3 separate regions of the Homo sapiens genome follow, and all the other regions are linked to region 1. Evidence: chromatin loops called from intact Hi-C (ENCODE). Cell type or tissue: endothelial cell of umbilical vein. All regions are shown on one strand. Each heading gives the region's core, and the rest is flanking DNA. Links, peaks and the distances in the headings are about the cores only.

Region 1 (7,880 bases), core at 4,732-7,231:
TGGCTATTTTATTCTGTCCATTTTTTTTTTTCTGAGAGAAAGTCTCACTCTGTCACACAGGCTTGAGTGCAGTGGCATGATCTCAGCTCACTGCAAGCTCTGCCTCCTGGGTTCAAGCCATTCTCCCGCCTCAGCATCCCGAGTAGCTGGGACTACAGGTGCCCACCACCACGCCTGGCTAATTTTTTTGTATTTTTAGTAGAGACGGGATTTCACCATGTTAGTCAGGATGGTCTCGATCTCCTAACCTCATGATCTGCCCCCCTTGGCCTCCCAAAGTGCTCGGATTATAGGCGTGAGCCACTGCGCCCCGGTCTATTCTGTCCAATTTTTTAAGCTTCACTTAATCTTCAGCTTTGTAGGAACCACTATAGAATCGATTCTTTGTTCTTTTTAAAAAATTGGTTACTGTATTTTCTACTTCTAGAAATTCCATTTGTATACTTTTTATAATTTCAAGTTATTGGATGAAATTCTCAACCCTGTCTTTTATCTCTTTTAATATAGTAAGCATAGTTATTTTAAAGTCTATTTCTGATAACTCCATCATCTTCATCCCTGATTGGGCTGTTTCCATTGTCTTTTGATTTAAGATAATGTTGTTTTGTCTCGTTATGTGTCTAGTTATATTTTATTGTCCACTTGATGTATGCAAAAAATCATATGTCTGATTTGAGACCTAAGATAATGTTTTCTTCCTTCAGAGAGAATTTACATTGGCTTCTAGAAGTTGGCTAGAGGCATTAGCAATTCCGGATCACCTTAATTCAATTTTAGGGGTTTGGGTAATTTAAAACTGAGATTCAGTCTGCAAGATCAAGTTTGAGTGTTTCACTCCCAGGGTTTAATCCATGGGGTTTCAACCCAAAGCAAGACTGTTTACCAGAATCATCTTCCTTGGCAGGACATGCAGTCTGATTATTTTACCCCTTGGCCCATAAGCAAAAGGCTTAACATCTTCTCACCTCGAGGTAAAAAGTTATCCCAAATGCCATGCTCATCTTTCTGGGTTTCATTATTCTATGTCTTAGATCCATAATTCTTCCCTATCTTGTTAAAAAATCCAATTCCCTTGAGCAAATGTCTATTATATTTTGTCCAACCTTTGTAATTATCAGTGAAAGAGATGGTCCTAATTACATAGTCTACCATTACAGAAGTCTTTAAATATAATTTTAGTGGTTTGTAAAGTGGGTCCAAATGTTTTTTATCAGCTGCTTCTATGGCAAACCTTTCTAGACAATATAATTTATTCATATTTAGGGAAAATTAATTATTAAAAACTCATTAACAGGAATTGCTTATGGCTGTTCAATGCGTAGAGCCAGATATAAAATATTATATGGGTGAAACCAAGATTGAGGGTCTCACTAAAGCATTGAAAGAGGTTTTATTTGGAAGCTTTAAAAAATTCAATTTTAACACCCTTTCTATTTTATTTTTTCATATAATTATATAAAGTAATGAAAATATTTTTTCACCAAGCCCCATACAGATGCCCACCAAGCCCCTCCAGTTTACCTCAATGTACCATGTAAGTATTATCCTCTATGTGGGCCATAGCATGGAAAAGTTTGGAAAGGACTGACCTACCAACATTTACTTTATATCAATTTTTTTTTTCTTGCTGGCAGAACTCACTTTTCACCATACAGAATGAAAAAACAAACATTTGTTGTCCCATATGTTTTGCCCGGTGGGGAGTCACGTGGCCCAATCTTGGCCACTGGAACCTGAGGAGAAAACTCCTGAGGACTTGAAATAAAGATTTTCTTTCCTAAGAAAATCCGATCAACCCCAGAAAATGCTCATCTTAGTCACTGAACGTGATATCTTTGTTCCTAGCGATACCAGAACTAATGCAGCCGTGTATGACCATGAGGCTAAATGTTGCTGACATGCTGAGGATATTGGCATGGAAAGATGAAAAGCACAGAAGCCCCAAAATTTGTTGAGCAACTAAACGAACCTGGAATATCTCTGCCTCTGTATGTCTGTGTATTAGTCTATTCTCTCATTGCTTTACAGCAATGAGAAATACCTGAGACTGGATAATTTATGAAGTAAAGAGGCTTAGTTGGCTCGTGGTTCTGCAAGCTGCACAGGAAGCAGAGTGACTCCTGCTTCTGGGGAGGCCTCAGGAAACTTACAATCATGGTGGAAGGTGAAGGGGAAGCAGGCACATATTACATGGCTAGAACAGGAAGAAGAGAGAGAGGAGGGAGGTGCTACACACTTTTAAGCAGCCAGATCTCATAATAACTCACTCACTTACTCTCACAAGAACAGCACTGAGGGGATGGTGCTACCCATCATGAGAAATCTGCCTCCATGATCCAATCACCTCCCACCAGGCTCCACCTCCAACACTGGGGATTACAATTCAACATGAGATTTGCTGGGGACAGATCCAAACCATATCAGTCTGGTTATATAAAAAAATAAATGCCATTATTTCAGCTCATCCTATTTGGGTCTTCTGTTACTTGCAACCACAGGATGCTAGTTAATAAACCCACTTGTAGTTTTAAAGCATGAGCCCCAAATTATTTGACACTTCTCCCATTGAGAAGTGGATTATGTGTCCCCTCCCCTTGAATCTGAGTGAATGTTTCAATGATTAGAGTATGGTAGAAGGGCTGCTGTGTAACTCGTGACACTAGGTGATAAAAGGTGACATATCTTCTGCCATGCTCGATGGAACCCTCATGCTTGGAGCCTTGAGTTGCCATGTAAAAGATCTGGCTACCCTAAGGTTGCCATGATGGTAAGAAGCCAATCCACTCGGTGGGGCCATGTGTTGTTGCTCCAGTTGGAAGTGCTAATATTTTATTCATCCAAGCCCAGATATCAGACATGTGAATGAACAAGTCTTCAGATGATTCTGGTCCCCACCATTGAATTTCCTCCAGTCTTTGAGTCTCCCCACCTGAGGCCCCAGACATCACAGAGCAGAGGCAAATTATTTCTGCTGTGCCTTGTTCAAATTTCTGACTAAACGAATCCATGAGCATAATATAGTAAATAAGCTGCTAAATTCTGGGGTAATTTATTACACAGGAATGGTAACTGGAACAACACTTCTTCATCTCACTTTATATGCATCATGAATGATCACATAACACAAACTTGAGATGTGCTGGTGTAGCTCTTGCAGTATTAAGATTAGGTAACTTCAGGGTTTAACCCACCCAGGCATAGAAACAGTTCTTTAGGGAAATAAAACTGATGTTCACAAAGACACTACGAATCCTTCTCATGAATAGACTGCCGGAGTTGCTCATAGGATGAAAACTTTGGTAAAAAAAATTCTTGAAAGAGGATGTGCTTCCTCTATGAATTACAGTCACTTTTCTGCAGTAACCCTGCATGATCCACAACTTAGGAGAACCAATAACAAACACCATACTATCAAGTAAACAGCCTTGTTTGGTTCTAAGTTCATAAAATAAGAGCCTGAGGTTCAGAAGCCCAGGAGTCCAGTTAACACCTATGTGCCCTGTAGAAGTTACTTTATCTTCTCAGCTTCAGTTTTACTTGTAAAATAAGGGAGATGGACTAGAAGACTAATGGTTTCCAACTTTGATTCTGGGGAGCAAAATAGAAAAGTGTTGTGGTTGGCTGAATAATGCTCCCCCTCAAATTTGTCCACATCTGAATTCTGAGAATCTGTGAATATGATACAGAGTGCAAAAGACACATGGCATATGTGATTAAGTTAAGGGTCTTGAGAGGGAAACAGGAGGGCAAGAGTCATACATCTCTCGTTTATAGAGATGCCTCACACTTCCTTTGAAGCAGAAGCGAGAGAGGAGAAAAGATACTACTGGCTTTGAATTTGGAGGAAGGGGTCATGAGCCAAGGAATGCAGGCAATCTCTAGAAGCTGGAAAAGGCAAAGAAACAGAGTCTGTCTTGGAGCCTCCAGAAGGCATGCAGCTCTATGGGCCCATTTTAGACTTCTGACCTCCAGAACTGAGGCAGGAGAATAGGGTCAGGAGGCAGGGAACTTAAAACTGTTTCACGCTTACTTCATAGAACTAAATTGAAAGGAAAACCCTGGCCAGGCACAGTGGCTCACGCCTGTAATCCCAGCACTTTGGGAGGCTGAGGCAGGCAGATCACTTGAGGTCGATGAAGTCGGGAGTTCGAAACCAACCTGACCAACATGGAGAAACCCCGTCTCTACTAAAAATACAAAATTAGCTGGGCGTGGTGGTGCATGCCTGTAATCTCAGCTACTCAGAAGGCTGAGGCAGGAGAATCGCTTGAACCCGAGAGGCGGAGGTTGCCGTGGGTGAGCCGAGATCGCGCCATTGCACTCCGGCCTGGGCAGCAAGAGTGAAACTCCGTCTCAAAAAAAAAAAAAAAAGGAAAACCCTAACCTTCCATACCTTCCATGCCTAAGTAACAAAAGGACCAGAGGCTATTCCCTTTGCAAATCCCCACCTTTTCTGCAGGGCAGATGGGAAATTTAAAGTACCTCTGATTGGTTGCTTTTTGCAACCAAAGAGCAAAAAGCAACCAATCAGACATTTGCACAGGAGTGGAACTTTGTAACTTCACTTCAGCCTCTGATTGGTTGCTGTCTGCAACCAATCAAACTGATTATGGGCCAAATCTTTGTTTGAATAGAAGTGCAACTTTGTAACTTCACTTTAGCCTCTGATGGTTGCTTTCTTGCAACCAATCAGACGTTTGCATAGGAGTGTGGCCTTTGTAACTTCAGCCTCTGATTGTGGGCCACTACTTCATTTACATGGGGTGCACACCAAGTGGCCAATGGGAAATCTCTAGGGGGTATTTGGACCAGAGAAGATTCTGGATCCCGGCCCTTGAGCGGCTTCTCTGCCCGCTCCCACCCTGTAGAGTGTACTTTCGTTTTCAATAAATCTCTGCTTTTGTTGCTTCATTCTTTCCTTGCTTTGTTTGTGCGTTTTGTCCAATTCTTTGTTCAAAGAGCCAAGAACCTGGACACCCTACACTGGTAACAGAACTGTAAGAGAACAGGACTGTGTTTCTTTAAGGCACTACATTTACGGTAATTTGTTACAGTAGCAATAGGAAAGTAATACAGTGGTTAAGAGCTTGGGCTCTGCTATCAGACTACTTGAGCTCAAGTCCCTTTTCTACACCCTACTGGCTGTATGACCTTGGGCAAATTAAATTCTCTATACCTCAGTTTCATCTTGATAAAAGCAGTGATGGAAGAACTAACTCCTCTGACTTATTGTGAGGTTTTGAGGAAGTGTCTAGGATCATCTGGAAATTAGTAATTTATTTTAAAATTACTAATTTAAAATTACTACATTTATTTTAAAATTACTAATTTAAAATTACTACATTTATTTTAAAATGTAGTCATTGTTCTCTTGTTGAGAAGCATCTACTTTAGGAGCCGTGTATACAGCTTCTCATCAGATCCTTACAACCAGTAGTGAAATAGGTATGATGGTAAGTTTCCATATGAGAAAACTGAAGCTGTGGGAGGTGAATTTTTCCAAGTAACATAGCTAGTAAGTGGACAAATCAAAGTGGCTGGTTTACCACGAAATTAACTACATTTATGTGCCACATGATGGTGAATGAACAAATACGTGCAAGTAATCACAGCAGTGGGCACTCAACCACTAGTGCGGAGTCTAGACTAACTGCCACTAGGTCACCCCATCTGATCCACACTGGCGCCATTCCCAGTTCTTTACATTCATCCCTTGTTTCCAGAAAGGGCAGAGGAAGCGAGGAAAAAGTGCGTGGCCTGAAGTGACGCCTGGCGTTGCCCGAAGCCCGCCCAGCGCTGCCAGGTGACGCCACTGCGACACAAAGGCGGGGATTGCGTAGGGAAAGGCCCTAGGCCATAAACGGGGGTGGGGCCTCCCCGGAGGCCAGTGCGCGGCCGCGGTGCTCTACCGGCGTGTCGCTCCGCCCCAGGGAGAGCCGGCGCTACCATGGAGGAGTACCATCGCCACTGCGACGAGGTACCGCCCCTTGGCTACCTGGGAGCGCCCCCCACTCCCGCCTTCCTCTGCGCGGGGCTCTTGCCGGGTGGTCTCCCAGCGAGGGCGGTCCCAAGAGTTGGGGTGCGGCGTCCTCCGAGCCCGGGTCCTCTCCCCTGGGCCCGGGATCCGCCCCGCCCGACCCGTTCTCCCCACCCCAAAGTCCTGAGATTCGGGGTGGGAGGGGTGGCCAGGAGCGCGCGGATCAGACGGTGGGGTCGGGGCAGGGTTGGGAGGACGAGGCCTGACTTGGGTGCGAGGAGTGGGCATGGGGTGACGGGCGCCGCCCTCCTACCGGGCGGGCCTCGAAAACGGGTCTTCCCGCTGCTGCCTCCGTCCCTTGGCTTCCTCAGCGCGGGTGCTGCAGCCCCCATGGCTCGGAGTCTCGGGGTCCTGGTGGCACTGCCATTCCCGCTCCCGGTAATGCTTGCCAGGATTAGGCAAGGAGGTGCTTTATGGATTACGAGCCCTTGCTTACTGACTCAGGCTTTCCCAACCCTCACCAGAAACCCATGATGTCAGTTGTTATCTCCCTGTTATTGATGGGGACTCCAAAGAAAAGACTAAGTTGTCAGACCACTTTATAGTACTAAAGTGATATTAATCTTGAGTTATCAAGTATTTTCATAATCTTTAATTTGGGAAAGGAATTTTTGCCTAGAAATTTTTGCCTAGCATAAGTTAAAAACAAAATTGAAAATAGTCTACTAAGCATTCTCTTCATATGGACCACTTCATTCTCTCACTTAGCTGAAACCATTTCTATATTCTTATGACACATAACATCCTCATAGTCACCTCTTGCTTATTTCCTACGTTTTACAATACAATGATTCTTAATCTAGGATGTTCATTAGAATCACCAGTATAAAGCACTTTTTTAAAAAAAAATGTAGACTTGCAGGCTCTGCCCCAGACCTCACGGGAGGTAGGTAGGGAAAGCATTCAGTATTTTTAAGTGTTTAGGGGCAAGATTGGCCCCTTCTGTAGACCTGATGCCCTTTAACACTTTAACACCTGTCTAGGCCAGCCTAGGATATTCTGTGTAGCGTCATACTTGTAAGCCTGTGTTGAAAGCAGCTTTACCTTTTGTTTTCCCTTTAGGTTGGCTTCAATGCTGAGGAAGCCCACAATATTGTCAAAGAGGTGAGTCATACATTTTGTTTCTCTTGAAGCTTGCTGCACTGGTGGAGATTTTTAAAAGCTATATTTTGAGTTTCAGCACAAACTTAGAAACCTTACTGTTAAAAGAAGAATATTTTGTTTTGTTTTATTTTATTTTATTGTTTTTTGAGATGGAGTCTCGCTCTGTCACCCATGCTGGAGAACAGTGGTGTGATCTCAGCTCACTGCAACCTCCACCTCCTGGGTTCAAGCAATTCTCCTGTCTCAGCCTCCCGAGTAGCTGGGTCTACAGGCGCCCGCCACCACACCCATCCAATTTTTGTATTTTTAGTAGAGACGGGGTTTCACCTTATTGGTCAGGCTGGTTTCGAATTCCTGACCTCCGGTGATCCACCCGCCTTGGCCTCCCAAAGTGCTGGGATTGCAGGCGTGAACCACCACACCCGGCCAAGAACAAGATTTTAAATATTTATCCACTAACTCTTTATAGGGGTCCTTCTATATTTTGTTGTGTGCTATCAGCATCTTGAGGCTTATTCTGAAAGAGATGCTTAAGGATTTTCTTAGTCTAGAAAACTGGTTTAAAATTGATGCCCTGTCTTTTGGATAAAATAACTTTTATTCCAGAAAGCAAACATTATTTTAAATGTTAATGCTATAAAGTATATGTACGCATATATATGTACACACGTCAACTTTTATAATGTAAAGTATATGTATAATATATATGTATATTGTATAAAATAGATAACAAAAGCCC
Region 2 (8,057 bases), core at 3,207-5,706, 330 kb before region 1:
TGGATGATTGAAGGTTCACATGCAGACATGCAGTTCAACTGTTTCCTTGGGTAGATTCCTAGAAGTGGAATGACTTGATCAAAGGGTTTGAGCATAGGCCTTTGATTCATGTTGTTAGGTAGGTTTCCTGGTTTTCATTGTTTTTTGTTTTGTTTTGTTTTTGAGATGGGTTCTCACTATGTTATCCAGGCTGTTTTTTGAACTCCTGGGCTCAAGTAATTCTCCCACTCAGCCTCCCTAGTTTCTGAGATTACAGGCATGAGCCACTGTGTCTGGTTCCAGTGCTCATTTTTTTATATGCAATGATGAATAGTTTGTAATTTTGTACACATCTGGGTGTGCAGAGACAAGGTGAGGAAATCTGCAGCAAAGGAAAATACAGAATTGGGCTTCTGTAGTTGCGGGTCTTTTCCTAATGAACACAGTCCAGCCCTCATCTCCTCTCCACTTTCAGTTTCCACACTCTACATCTCTCATCCAGAACACAAGTGGAACAGGGACCATTACTCATTAGCTGCATGGGGATTTGAATAACCTCACAGTGGAGGATGTTCTTGTCTGTTATGGTGGCAAGTAACTACAACTAAATGCGTGACCAAGACAGAGCTAACTCGAGTCATTAATTAGACTGTGAAGTCTGGAGGGAAGTTCTCTGAATTTAAGATTACAGTTTTGAAGTTTGGCATCTGCTACCACTTCAAGGATTAAGGATTTACTGCTCACTGGAATTCAATATTTAATATTTTAAAAACCATTCAGCTCCAGCTTGCAAATGAGTTAAATTAAAATAATACACAGACGTTCTCTCTGAGGCCGTGGTTTTTATTGGTAGCAACGCTCATTAAGAAATTTTACTGGCTGGGCACGGTGGCTCACGCCTGTAATCCCAGCACTTTGTGAGGCCGAGGCGGGCAGATCATCTGAGGTCGGGAGTTCGCGACCAGCCTGACCAACATGGAGAAATCCCGTCTCTACTAAAAATACAAAATTAGCCAGGCATGGTGGCACATGCCTGTAATTCCAGCTATTCAGGAGGCCGAGGCAGGAGAATCCCTTGAACCCAAGAGGCGGAGGTTGCGGTGAGCCAAAATCACACCATTGCACTCCAGCCTAGCAACAGAGTGAGACTCCGTCTCAAAAAAAAAAAAAAAAAAAGAAATTTTACTTGAGCCATACGTTCATGAGAGGTTCTAAATAAGCACACAGATAGTCTATTTCAGCCTTCATTTCCTACAAATGCTGTATATAGAAGCAACTTTGTGTTTCTTTTGTCAAGATAAGACATTTGATTTACCTCCTTATCTTGCATTTAAATTTATTTCACAAGATGGACCTGTTTTCAGGTACCATAAACACCCAGTTCTACTGGGTTTTCTTTGACTGCTGGGGAAACTGTGGACTGTGTCTGATGCACACATTTTATTGCATCTCCCCTGGCATGAGATTCATATACATTGGCATCTTCTCAGAGTGAAGTTGACTCTCTCTGTTTCCCTATTCCAGAATTTCACTTGGCATATGGTGATTCCAAAACAGTTTGAGGCTCATTTTGCTTGGTTTTTGGCAATCTCAGCTCAGCCGGTTTCACTCTGAGAGATCTCCTGTTTGTTCCTTCATGAATGGCCACAGAAGCTTTTGCTCTTGGCTCTGCATTCTAATAGCACCTCCTGCATGGTCTGTGGCAAAGGAATGCTTTGAAATATGCGTCCATACTATGTGGCTTTTCTTGCTGCAGTTTCTGTTCTTTTTTATTGTAGGATCGGGAGACTCACCACTAGAAGACGATGAAGTCGGGTATTCACACCCTAGATATAAAGGTGAATGCTTTGCTTATGTGCTAATGAGGACCTGCTGGTGCCAGGAGAACTTTCCTTTTTGCCTTGTGAAACAGATTGTAATAAAGTGACCAGACAACACATTTAAGTTCTAATTATCTATCAAGGAAAAAAAAATATATATATATACTCCCTTTTTTAAAAAAGGAAATAAAGCAAAATGCATTGGAAATCTCTGAAATGCTGTCTTTCAGCATCCCAATGGTCATTTTATTCTCATAAGTTTCTTTACTGTCCTCACTTCTGCAAAGGCAGCTGTAGCTGATGAAAGTGAAAATCAAGCCTAATTCATACATTACAGCCAGAATCATCCAGAGTAAACCACCTAAGGTCAAATCTGGACCAAGTGCTGATAATGTACTAAGATGAATGGGGAAGGAGAAAACTTGATTTTCATAAGCTCATTTCATCGTGCTCTTTCTGAGCCCAGCATGGCTTCTGAAACGGTATGTTAAAGTATGTTGCTCAAATGAAACTTAATGATAAAGAACTCCATCTCTACATATTCCCAGCAATCCACTCCCCAGCACGTATAAAAAGCCTAAACAAGAACCTTCTGTCCAGACTCAGGTAAGTATGTCCACAAATATTTCTACTGGTGAAACATTTCTCTGAAGCTTAGGGAAACCTGGGAGAAATGAAGGTAAATTTAGAGATGCTTTCTCTCTGAATCTAGTTCCTCTTACAGTGGAGGAAGAATTTGAAAAAAAAAAAAAAATGGTTAACAAAGTTTCACTGCGGCATTTTGCCCTGGAAATTTGTCCTAATTCCTGGGATGAGGACATGGCCCTTGTTTGTTGTGATGTGTCTCAGATACAGGAGAATCAGGGTAGGACTGGACAACTTTTGACTGGAGATGTCCTTCAGTTGTTTTCTACACAAGTGAACAATATTTCCAATATAATGACTGGTGCCTGGTGCTTATGTGCAGGTGTGCTTCCCATCACATACCACATTTTTTTGTGAGATCTGAATGCAAATACTCATTCCTACCTATAGTTTCTATCTCCATAGCCTCAGGAATTAACCAATCAAGCAAAGCACAAATACGTTAATCAGATGCTTGGGGTAAGGAAAGGTTCTAATTCGCAAAACTTCTTAACTATTTATGGGTTTAGATTTTTTTTTCTTTGAGTCCCTTGTTGAAAAATCTTCCTAAAACACATGCATGCACAGATGACCCTTCACATCTACAGCAGGGGTTGCCTAGTGCCCTCAGGTCCTTGTTCTTCACATCCATCTTCACCTCACAGCATTGCAAATGTGACAGGTAGACCAGATGGCCAAAATGTGTGCTTGCCCTAGAACTTACCCTGAATGTTTAAGAATAAATTTTCTTAGGGCATTGTTTCTATTGTCAGTTAAATTGCTTACTGGTAGCAATCATTTCAGTATGTATAAGTATATCAAAGCATCATGTTGTGCGCTTCATACAATAAAATTTAAGTTTTATTTATTTTTATTATTATTTTTTGAGATGGAGTCTCACCCTGTCACCCAGGCTGTAGTGCAGTGGCGTGATCTTGGCTCACTGTAACATCCGCCTCCCAGGTTCAAGCGATTCTCCTATCTTAGCCTCCCAGGTAGCTGGGACTACAGGCACACGCCACCACACCCAGCTAATGTTGCATTTTTAGTACAGACAGGGGTTTCACTATGTTGGCCAGGCTGGTCTCGAACTCCTAACCTCAGGTGATCCACCCACCTTGGCCTCCCAAAGTGCTGGGATTACAGGCGTGAGCCACTGCACCTGGCCAAGTTTTTTTAATTTTAAAAGCTAGAGACAAGCCATTATTAAGTGAGGGTTTAGTTTTAGATCCTGAGGCCCCTGCACAATGTCCAGCACAGAGTAAGTGTTTTTGAATTAAAGTAAAATAAGAAAGAAAATTAAATGTAACCAACATTTACGGTGCTCCTGGTATGTGGCAAGCATGGCTTTTGATTCTTTTGCTTGGAATACCATCATATATTCATATTAATTGAGTGAGTTTGTGATGTATGAGTATGCAGGTCATATATATACATACATTAGTTCCCCCTTATCTGCGGTTTCACTTTCCAAGGTTCCATTTACCTTCAGTCAACCGCAGCCCCAAAATATTAGATATTTTGAGAGAGAGACAGTACATTCACCTAACTTTCATTACAGTATATTGTTATAATTGTTCTATATTATTATTAGTTGTTGTTAATCTTTTATCATGCCTAATTTATAAATTAAACTTCATCATAGGTATGTTTGTGTAAGAAACAAACAGTATATATAGCGTTAGGTACTATCCAAGGCTTCAGGCATCCAATATCCCCCGTGGGCAAAGGGGGAGTACTGTATATCACAAATATATGTAGTACATACAGATTATATTAAAACCCTTAGAGGAAGGAAAATTTATTCAAGGAAGTTCTTTAGGCCTTGTGTGAGCTCCTACACGTTTATATCCACATGGTTAAATTTAATCAGCTCTAGGTTAAGCCTTTAGGACATCACCTTTACCTAGAAAGTCCAGGGAAGATTACTTGAGTCTTGAGTTTAGGGCTCACTTGCAGCTGTCTGCAAAACATGATATGACGAAAGTATTAGCCAGACCAGGGACGGTGGTGCGTGCCTGTAGTTCCAGCTACTTGGGAAGCTGAGACAGGAGGATCACTTGAGCCTAGGAGGCCGAGACTGCAGTGAGCAATGATCATGCCACTACACTCCAGCCTGGGTGACAGAGTGAGACCCTGTTTCTAAAAAAGAAAAAAAAAAGAGAAAGTATTAGCTGAAGGAAATGTGAAGGCAAAACTAAAACAGTGGTCTATGCATAAGACGTGGCCAGAACTGTTGGTTTTTGTAACTGAGAAGCAGTTGGAGGCATATCCTCAGAAGAGAATTCCTGGGAAAGTAAAACAGGGTCTGTCCTCCTTCCTGGCCACATGATGGCGGTCTTACCTCACTCACTGACAGCTCAGGTGCTGGGTTGGAGTGATGAGCCAGGCAGTTGCAGGGAAGTGGCTCCTATTCATGGCATTGAGAGCCCGGCAGGCTTTAGGGAACTCCTCACTGTTCCCCATCAATTGTGGGACAATGGGGCAGTGGCTGCTGTAGGAACTTATCCACCAAGGAGCTAGTGTTGCCCTTATATTTTATGGATCTCAAAGAGAACATTTCAAAAGCACAGCAGGGAGGTTCTGATTTATTCATTTCATCCCAGCTGTGCTTTGGGCAACTATGAGACCAAAATCAAAACACCTGCAACTTTGCCATCTGGGGAGGGTGTCACCCTGTTACGTAAATGGGGCATAACTGGGGACACTTCTCTATGGAGAGCAATTGTTCTGTGACTTTAAGCGAAATTTATATCTTGTTACAAACACCTGGAAATTGTAGCATCATTTAGATTAATGCCAGTATTACAACATTTTAGAGAGAATGTGCATACGGCTCAGACGAAATCCAAATTAACCAATTATTGAATCCCTACCGCTATGTATGACATCAGTTGCCCTTGAAAGAATTATCTAAAAAATAAAAATAAAAAATCTTATGTATCTAGTTAAGGGAAATACTAAAAAGAACAAGCATTTATTGAACATATATGCTAGGTACTGTGCTAGATGCTTGATATGCAATTTTTATTTCGTCCTTGTAACAGCACTATGGCATAAGTATAGATATTGACTCAGAGAGGTTAGCTAACTTGTCTAAGATCACACAGTCAGTTATAGAGGAACTCAGATTCATGTTCAGATATATCTGACACTTAGTCCCATGATCATAACCTCCCTACCCGGAGACACCTAAGAAAACATGGGGCACTAATTGAAGGTCCAAAATTTGGAATGTAGCCAGCCTGGGACAGTAAGAGTAAGGGGACACATTTTCTGAAAGTGTCATTTCATATTTATCTCCTCTTTTGTTTCTGCTACTTGTAGATACCCCGTGGTGCTCCCCCATCAAGGTGAAGTATGGGGATGTGTACTGCAGGGCCCCTCAAGGAGGATACTACAAAACAGCCCTGGGAACCAGGTGCGACATTCGCTGCCAGAAGGGCTACGAGCTGCATGGCTCTTCCCTACTGATCTGCCAGTCAAACAAACGATGGTCTGACAAGGTCATCTGCAAACGTGAGTAGGCCAGCTCTGTGTTGGGTCCTCAGGGATGACCAGAGCCAAAGTTCTTTTGCTCTGAGATTGAGGATTTTCACTGAATATTGATGAGAAAAATTCTCCTTATGATCAGGGGGACACCAGGGGGATTCTAAGATATGGTGGAAGTGAGTTGGCTCCTCTCAGAGAGAATGATATGATCAGCTGTTTGAGAAAAGGGGAGAGAAGATCATTGTTCAGAAAATGAGTTACATTTGTTCAGTTAGTGCTGGATCCTGAAGAGGTGTTGGGGATTTAGAAACAAATAAGACGCACATGGGTCCTGCCATGAAGAGGCTTTAGTAAGGCAGAGGTGTCAACTGGGAGATAAGTACAAGAAGGGTACAAAGTCAGGGACATATGGTAGCAGATTAAAGAAGAGTTCTCCTGGCTGGGCGCAGTGGCTCATGCCTGTAATCCCAGCACTTTGGGAGGCCGAGGCGGGTGGGTTGCCTGAGCTCAGGAGTTCGACACCAGCCTGAGCAACACGGTGAAACCCCATCTCTACTAAAATACAAAAAATTAGCTGGGTGTGGCAGCGTGCATCTGTAATCCCAGCTACTCAGGAGGCTGAGGCAGGAGAATTGCTAGAACCCGGGAGGCGGAGGTTGTAGTGAGCCGAGATTGTGCCACTGCACTCCAACCTGGGTGACAGAGCAAGACTCCATCTCTTAAAAAAAAAGAAAAAAAAAGTGTTCTCCCAAGGAGTGGGGCTTAGGGAGGCAGGAAAGAGTCACAGAAGAAGTGATGCTTATTTATGAAAGTGAGTGTGCCTCAAGGGAGAAGCTTAGAGGAGCAGCATTTCAGGGGCTGGCTTTTAGCTTCATGACAAGTCATACCTCATTTGGAAAATTGCAAGTGGTACAGCATTGTTGAAGCACATTTTAGATGTCTTTGGTATTCAAAACAGCCACCACTTTTTGAGCGCTTATGGTTTGCCAAGAATTTCACATACATTTGATTTTTACAGTAACACTATCAATATGGGTGCCATTATGTTAACTTCATTGTCAGGGAAACTGAGGTTTCAAGGCTGCAGCCATGTCATCGAGACTATGCAGACTCTGCAACTGGGTGACTGTAGTGGACAATCTGCTCTACCCAGATCTCCTCGATGCCTTTTACTAGTTGTATGTATCCAGTACCCAGCTTCTGAGTACTTTGCTCTTAAAGACTTGGAACTTCAACCTTATTCAGAAGACTGCTCCTTCAGAGGACTGATCCCACTCGCTCTCTCTCTCTCTCACTCTCTCACTCTCGTTCTCTTTTCACAAGAGAAAGCATCTCCTGTGAGCAGCCTGTAGCTGCCCAATGACTGACTGATAAAGAATTATGAAAGCCCAGCTTCCTTGCCTGGGGGCAGGACAGAATGAGCTGTCATTCACACTCCAGAGCTTCCCTATGGGATCAGGCTGCTGCTGACTTTGCCTGAGATCTCATCTTGCCTGGATTTCTCCCCTTCCCTGTTCTGCTTTCCTCACCCCCTCACTAGTCTCCCTGGGAGCACTTTCTTACTAAACCTCATGCACATAAATCCGTATCTCAGAATCTGCTTCTGGGGAGCTCAACCTAAGATAGTGGCTTAGCTGGGTTGCCAACCCAAGCCAGTGTGACAGGAAACTTTGTGTCTTCTGTGTGACATAAAACCATCCATTGTTTCTTAAATTCCATTTGTTTTATTTATTTATACAAAGTCGTGTTCTTGTTGCCCAGGCTGGAGCGCAATGGCGCAATCTCAGCTCGCCGCAACCTCTGCCTCCTGGGTTCAAGCGATCCTCCTGCCGTAGCCTCCCGAGTAGCTGGGATTACAGGCATGCGCCACCACGCCTGGCTAATTTTGTACTTTTAGTAGAGATGGGGTTTCTCCATGTTGGTCAGGCTGGTCTCGAACTCCCGAAGTCAGGTGATCCACCTGCCTCGACCTCCCAAAGTGCTGGGATTACAGGAGTGAGCCACTGCGCCTGGCCTTCTTATATTTAAATTAACTTTTCACCTCATGCTTTCAGAGTTTCTAGACTCTGAAATGAAACTCTATAGACAAAAACTAAGAAATGCTGAATATCTGATTTTCTCATTTTCAGAAAAGCGATGTCC
Region 3 (8,057 bases), core at 3,207-5,706, 74 kb before region 1:
AATATCAAAAAACAATCGTATTGTAAAATGGGCAAATGATCTGAAAAGACGTTTCTCAAAAGTAGATATACAAATAGCAAACAGGTATATGAAAAATGCTCAACATCACTAATCGTCAGGGAAGTGCAAATCAAAACCAAAACAGTATGGAGATTCCTCTAAGCACTAAAAGTAAAACTACCATTTGATCCAGCTACCATTTGATCCACTACTGGGTATCTACCCAGAGGAAAATAAGTCATTATACGAAAAAGATACATGCACAGGTATGTTTATAGCATCACAATTCACAATTGCAAAAATATGGAACCAGCCCAAATGCCCATCAATCAACGAGTGGATAAAGAAATTGTGGTACATATATATATGATGGAATACTACTCAGCCATAAAAAGGAAATAATTAATGGCATTCACAGAAAACTCGATGAAACTGGAGACTATTATTCTAAGTGAAGTAATTCAGGAATGGAAAACCAAATATCATATGTTCTCACTCATAAGTAGGAGCTAAGTTATGAGGACGCAAAGGCATAAGAATGATATAATTGACTTTGGGGACTTGAGGGAAAGGGAAGAGGGGGGTGAGGGATAAAAGACTACACATTGGGTTCAGTGCATACTGCTTGGCTGATGGGTGAACCAAAACCTCAAAAATCACCACTAAAGAACCTACTCATGTAACCAAATACCACCTGTTCCCCAAAAACCTATGGAAATAAAAAAATTAAAACCAAAACCAAAATGAGATACAATCTCATCCCAGTTAGAATGGCTATTATTAAAAAGAGTAATTTTAAAATGCTGGCAGAGAAAAAGGGAACACCATACACTGTTGGTGGGAATGGAAACTAGCAGAGCTGCTACAGAAAACAGTAAACAGCTTCCTCCAAACAATAAAAATAGAACTATCATATGCTCCAGCAATCCCAGTGTTGGTAATATTTCCAAAATAAAGGAAATCTGTATATCAAAACGACATCTGCACTCCCATGTTTATTGCAGCACTATCCACAATGGCCAAGTTATGGAATCAACCCAAGTGTCCATCAATGGATAAATGAATAAAGAAAATGTGGTATATATACACAATAGAATACTATTTGGCCATAAAAAGATTAGAAAAGATTAAAAATTTAAATGAAATTCTGTCATTTACATCAACATGAATGGAACTGAAAGTCATCACGTTAAGTGAAATAAGCCAGAAGACAAACAGCACATATTTTCACACATATATGGGAACTATAAAAGTGAATCTCATGGAGATAAAAGGTAGAATGGTGGTATCAGAGGCTGGGAAGGGTAGGGGGAGGGGGAATGAGAGATTGCTTAAGGGATACAAACAGACATTTAGATAAAAAAAAATAAGTTCCAGCATTTGATAGTACAGTAGGGAAATTCTAGTTAACAATAGTTTATTATGTATTTCAAAACAGCAAGAGAAGATTTGTAATGTTCCCAACACAAAGAAAAGATAAATAGTTTAGGTGATGGATATCCCAATTACCCTGATTTGATCATTACACATTGTATACAGGTATCAAAATACCACATGTACTCCTTTTGGGTACATGTACAACTTTTGGGGTATATGTATAACTAATATTTATCAACAAAAATTAATAGAAACAATAAATATGTAATATTTCAGATATGTGGTAGGGAAAAATGAAGTAAAAAAGAGGTTAGGAGTACTCTTGCTATTTTATATAGGGCAGTCAGGGAAAGCTTCATGATAAAGTAACTTACAAGTATTTCATAAAATTTTTATGCCTTCAGATTGGAAGATGTAACTTCTTACTTCTTCTATAAGCTATACAATAAGTATTCACGCATTAAGGTATTTACATCTATTTGGTCAGTTTATGGAGCAATGGGAAAAGAGAAGCCACCTTCCAGGTACCTACTATGTGCCACACACTTTATATACTATATATGTTATCTCATTTAATCCTCATCATCAACCTCTGAAGTATTAGTAAGCTTGCTGTATAAACGGGGACACTAAAGTTCAGTGAAAATAAGTGAATAACCCAAGACCATATAGTCGTTAAGTATCAGAGGTAGGATTTGAACCCATGACTGATGGGATTCAAAGTCGTGAAGCTAAAGCTGGATGCCCTACGTAGCTACTGGAAAGTGCCAGTCAGAGAAATTATACTGCCTTGCATACCAAGTGATGTAAATTTACTTTTTATCTAGACTTACCTTAGGGCATGCAGAACTTTCTACTTTGTATTTATTTATATTGTGTCAATTTTCCCCAAGAGGTTATATAAGCTTTATGAGAGTGGCATCTGTGTCTGAATCATCTTCGGTGTCTGGTAGAGTGTCAGAACCTTGGCGGGAACCTCTTAAACATATGCCTAAATACTTAACTGAATGAAATAAACCCAGAAGCTTAGAATTAAGTCACTAACTATTAAGTCTTTCCTCAAATAACACCAATGTTTTTTGAACAACACACTAGGGAAAAGTCTTATGGTAACTAAGAATGTCACCTGCTTCTACCAAGGTAATTAATAAAGAGTTAAATCATAAGCACTTAAATCAAATTAGAAACAGGATTTGCAGGTGAAATTCACAATATTGACTAAGTGGGTTTCAGTGTTCTTTGAAGCAAAGTCTTAATTGTTGTTGTTGGTAGTGATGTTTTTCTAACACAAGGAGCCCCTCCTACTGCTAAGCACATGAGTTCCATGACCTTTAACCTTTGGAGTTAAACCTTTTGAGAATATATCTGAGAATTGTATATATATACACAGATATATATATATACGTATATGTATGCCATTCTTTATATATATATAAAGTTTATATTTGTTATAGATTCCATAGTCATATTTCCCCTTTGTAAACCACTGGACTAGAGGATCAAAAATGCTTTTTGAACCTGTAGTCATTTTTACTCTTCAGAGTAATAAATGAAACAGTACTTCTTTCATTCTTGGAAACACTACTTAAGGGCATCTTTGTAACCAAGCAGGTGAGAGATTACTACACACTCAAGACTAAACTAGTGGAGAAACCATGAACAGATTCTGTAGAATAATGTAGAACAGTGTCTTTGTTATGCCCAGGGTCAATTTGTAAACAGCTTTTGCTTCTTCTGGCATAGAGGAAAAGAAAGATTTGAGGATATGAAAAGAATGACTCTTACAGCAGGGGAATAAGTGGACATCTGCAACATGGCTGCAGGCCAAGAGATAAGGAGAGTAAAGACAGTGTGCCTCCCTGCAAAAGGGCAGGGCCAATGGACGGAAAGCACAATATATCTGATACCAAGTTTTAAATTTCCTTTCTGCATTGTAAATCCCTGGTATTATCCTCAAGCCTTAAACAAGACAACTTTCTGTTAGCTGGGTTTTGAGAAAGAGGCTGTTTTCCACAGTTTGGGGATGAAATGGGTCAGAGAGAGGTAGTAGTATCATGGAGAACCAGTTACTAGGAAGCAGGGGTGACTGAAAGAAAAGCTGTTATGTATGTGATACTAAGTGAGGGGACAAGAGAAAATTCACGTTAAGCTTGTGACACACGTAAAAATACCCAGGGTTCCTCAATCTTACTGGGAGAGGAAAGTGACCCCCAACATTCTCAAATAATCATGTTCCTAGTTTATATTAAAGGGAGAGGTAATGCAGCCCCTCCACCAATCTCTAAGGACTGAAGAACTAGACACATTTGAATTATACTATAGTGGTGCCTTTGTTTTCAAGGATAATAAAGGGCATTGCCAAAAGGCACATGTAAGAGCAAATGTATACATATGGAAAATTCATTGAGTAGTCTCAGGTCATGGCACAAAATGAAAAGATAGTTTGTATTTAAATAGTTCATAAAGTATATCCACATTTTCCCTAGACTAATATTTACTTACTTTATTACTTCAAACTATCCCTTTAAAAATGGATCATCAACTGGAAGTCATAATAATTTTGTTTTATTGCTTGCCATATGGGATTTTCTCCCGAATATTTGGACATTATAACTGCAGACAATTTGAGAATCTTTACCTCGGAGGCTCTCCATCCAACACCATTTTAAGAGAAGGGAAGTGACATTGCCACAAATATCCCTGATGTTCATCTCCTCTATAAAATCCCCATGCTTAAACCCTCACAGGAAGAACTTCCAAAGGAGAAACCAATGTTTTTGTACACCCAATACTTCTGGGCAATTTTCAAAATTTGATTTTCTGATGTTTGAGATGGTGATGAAGTAGTAGGGAGAGGGAGAGGTGTAGCTAATGTGCTTCAAAGTGGATGTCTCAGCTATAAAACCACAAAAGCCAAAATGGGATTATTGTTCCTCCAATGAATAAGCAATGAATAGCATCAGGAAACAAGCAACGGTCATAAAATAATGAATCAAATCCTAAATTGGTAGCATTTCGTTGTCAGTGTGACTCACTCCTTTTCCGTCCAACTCATCCTTTCATTAACAAAAGAAACAAAGTCACTCTGATCATCTAGACTTCTTGAGTATCCAATTTTTTCACTATTATTGTTCCCTCTTATATTTACAGACCTGTTTATTTAATCCAATGAGGTGGAGGCAAAGAGCTTTACACTGTGCTTTGTTGTAAGGAAGCATAGATGGCTAGAGAAACAGGGAAATATTGTGGTATAGAAATAGTAGTTAATACTTATTTAGTATTTACTAAGTGCCAGATAAAAGAGGTAAAGTAACATACCCATATTATAACTGGTAAGTGGCAATAGCAGAATTCCAACCACTGTACTTTACTTAGTGTGAATTCACATCCTGAATCTGCATTTACTTATAGACCAGATTTGATCTTAATGATGTGAATAATTCTGAAGTACTGTATTTTGCAGCCTTGAGGGAATATCATATACTAAATTCCTAATCATTTGTTTCTTCCACCAAGAGGATGTTGTGGGATTCTTGGTAGCACAATGAGAATAACAGAAGAGGTTCCCGGATCTGTAATTTCTTCCGTTTACTTAAACTTTCTGACCCAAGAAACTCTGAGGTTTCAAGGATCATCTAATGGAATACCTGGGCATCAGGAAAGACAGTTTCATATAGGAGTTAACAGCACAGACCTGGGAGCCGTAATGTCTTGGTTTGAATCTTGGCTCCTCCAGTTAATAGCTTGAGATAATACGTTACTTAACTTCTCCATGACAGTTTCCATATCTCCAAATTGGAATAATAATGGCACTTACTCTTAGGGTTGTTGTGGCGATTAAACAATAGAATCAGTCAAGCGAGTAGATCAAGGGCCACACTGCTTTGGCACCTCATGCACAGAAAGCACAAGGAGAAAATTGAGATGAAAGACCAATACAGAGCCCTTTCCTCTCTATTACTGGAGGGAAGCAGTAAAATAATCATGTGACCTTTGTAAGAAAGGGATCATGTGACCCTTTTAAGAATAAGAATGAAGTCAGTAGTCAGGTGGGCCTGTGAAGGAAGCTCCAGGTAAATGCAAGGAATTTTGCTCCTTAAACATTGTGGTTTTTGTGCTAGATGTTCTAGGCATCATATTCCATCAACTGAGTATTTATTGTATCCATATGGCACTGATGTAGGGAATGGGGATACACAGAATTGCAAATCGGTCTATCCTCCAGAAACTAACATTTTAGCTATGAGTAGACATATTGGGGGCACAGAAGGGCTAGCCTAGATGCTAGATATAAACATGGTAGAAGTTCAGAGAAGAGAATGGTGGGCAAAGGCTGAGCAAACCACAAGAATTCTGGATTTATGGCTAAGTTTTATCTTGATCTCATCCAGGCAGATCATAGATGCCAAGAGAGAGCCAGGGAGGTCCTCTAGGCATGGCAAAGGGTACAGAAAAAATATAGAAATGTATATGATATCACTAGAGTCCAGTAGTTCTACCAATTGGCTGGAGGAGACGATTCTACAGGGAGAGGAGTAGTGGGAGCTGCAGTGAGAGGTGTAGGAGGAAAAGCTACCTCCACAGATTTGACTCCATCTGTGGAGGTAGATTTTCCATGGCCTGAAGTCTTGATGCCAGTTTGGCACCTTGGTGAGCAGAAGTTTCAGACCTCGTCCCAAATATTTTTGGTAAAATACAAGGTAAACTACTTCAGGAAATAACAATAATAATGAGTGGTTATCACAAATTCCCTGTGAGCTGAATGGACTATTATTTCTTATTCAGATTTTTTCATTGATTACAAAGGATATTAAACCTACTGATTGAATGCGCAAATCCACATGGGCCAAATAGCATCCTGGCAACATCAGAATATCTTTTGATCCTCCCAGTAAATGCTCTGGTCATGTTCCACTGTTGGGAATGTTCACAGACCATATGCTCTTCAGAAGCATATATATATTCCAGTGGATTTTCTCCTACTTTTACTGGTAACCAGTCAAGGATTCAGATATTATCTATACAGATACGAGGTATACTTAATTTCTCACCCAGATTAATTTAAAAGCACCCCTTAAAATACTGCCCAAATGTAATTCTTTTCCGTGCTTTTAGTGTCAACAACAGCATGGCTTTGCCTATTAAGTTAAAACACAAAAAGGTTACAAAAATGTTTCAGCAAATATTTAGCTAGAACAAGGTCTTCAGAAGAAAAATAGAGGAGAACAAATAAAGGTTTCATGTGGCCAATATTACAAGTGGCACTTTACAAATAAATACATCTATATCCAAAGCCTTTTCGTTTTGTGGAAATGTCTTCTATCAATCAGTTAATGACATGTGTCCCAGACCAGACACTGCAGACAACCATTCTAGCTTGTGGTGGGAGTAGGGTTAAAGAGCAAGGGTGAGTTTACAATGTATCAGCCTAATATGATCACCTTTTAGGTATTTAGGATACTTAGATCAAAGGGAATTGGCATATGAATATGGGGCAGACAGAGATTTCTTTCTTCCTTTATATTCTCCCTATATAAGAATATACAATATACTTCTCTAAGTGTTTTTACTATAACCTTTTACTCAGCTTTAGAGAACGTGAAATGAGGTCAAACTCCTTGTTTATAGTGTCCAACGTAATTAGAATAAAGTGTTGTTTCACCTGGCTACTCACTTTGCCAAATGCCAAGGGAGGAAAAACAAGGAGTACCCCTAGTCATTAATATCAGAATGAAACTGCTTTTCTAGAGCTAAAACTGCCATGTCAAGTTCTGTGTAGAGTAGTCAAAGGGTCCAGGGGTCCTCCCCTCGGGATTCTAAGTCCTGTCAACACCTTGACCATCTCTATGCAGAGATAGAAGAAACTCAGGGGATCGGGAAGTTGAGTTCTTTTGTCTATGCCTCCATGGCTGATACTGGAGAATGACTCACACTTTCTCCAAACCCCTTCTAGCAGGCCTTCTTGTACTGCAGATGCTAGAAAGCTAAACACACACACACACACACACACACTCACTCACACTTTCCAGACTCCCTTGCAGCTAGAGTTCTAATTGTGGTTTATAATCTAGTAGTCAGATGCATCCACGGGATGACTGGAATGAGAATGTGAACTTTGTGCTGGATGTCAGTGATTCTTTCAAGCAGTGAGTTCAAGGCATTCAGTTCATTTGGAGAGCACTGGTGAAGGTTCTAATAGCTATTCTCCAGAATGACAGATGCTGAGCACCATGAGGCAGCAGGGGCAAAGTGTTTGCTAGAAACATCCTGCAGTGTGATTACTGGTACTTCTGGCCATGTAGCATCCAAACCACGTTCTCTGCCTCTCCCAGAAATTCCTTGAAGTACCATCCTCAGTTATTTGTTGCCATAAAATGATGCACAACAGCCCTATAATTTCAGTGACATACAAAAATAAGCATTTAGTTATCCCATAAATCTACAGAGTTCAGATGGCCTGGCCTTGGCTGATTTTGGCTGGGTTTGCTAATATATCTATAGTCAGCTGCAATTCAGCTTGCCTAAATGCCTGGAGATCAAGTGGCTGTTAGACAATCCAAGATAGCTTCAGCTTGGGTAACTTTCATGACTTGGCTCTGTACCACATGTCTCTCATCCTCCAGCAGGCTAGCTTTGGCTCTTGTCATCTTCCTGAAGTTGACAGAGGAACAAAAACAGAA

Evidence for each region. Peaks named below come from ENCODE experiments on the same cell type or tissue, not always from the same donor. Only the 100,000 strongest peaks of a DNase experiment are listed, where the experiment ranks them.
Region 2: it touches region 1 in a loop (3-fold over the local background); 4 of 110 quality-filtered maps call a loop at or near these places.
Region 3: a loop joins it to region 1, with 2.6 times the contacts of the local background. A loop is called at or near these places in 5 of 110 quality-filtered maps.

The regions. Positions count from the first base shown.
Region 1 is chrX:37,845,578-37,853,457 of GRCh38, reverse strand. It overlaps DYNLT3 (dynein light chain Tctex-type 3), which reads left to right and starts at 5,887. Exons shown (of 5, transcript NM_006520.3): 1 at 5,887-5,977; 2 at 7,100-7,141. The coding sequence starts at 5,948. RefSeq lists a silencer at 6,114-6,223. In endothelial cell of umbilical vein, for the core only: no CTCF peak of the experiment used is centred there; a DNase peak (open chromatin) is centred at 5,777; H3K4me3 peaks cover 1,138 bases; H3K27ac peaks cover 1,165 bases.
Region 2 is chrX:38,172,045-38,180,101 of GRCh38, reverse strand. SRPX (sushi repeat containing protein X-linked) reads left to right here. Exons shown (of 10, transcript NM_006307.5): 2 at 1,758-1,817; 3 at 5,751-5,942; 4 at 8,045-8,057. Among named protein-coding and RNA genes, the nearest start is that of SRPX, 45 kb to the left of the region's middle. In endothelial cell of umbilical vein, for the core only: a CTCF peak has its summit at 4,760 (motif pointing right); no DNase peak of the experiment used is centred there.
Region 3 is chrX:37,918,279-37,926,335 of GRCh38, reverse strand. It overlaps a transcript of SYTL5 not described here. Among named protein-coding and RNA genes, the nearest start is that of H2AP, 68 kb to the left of the region's middle. In endothelial cell of umbilical vein, for the core only: no CTCF peak of the experiment used is centred there; a DNase peak (open chromatin) is centred at 4,385.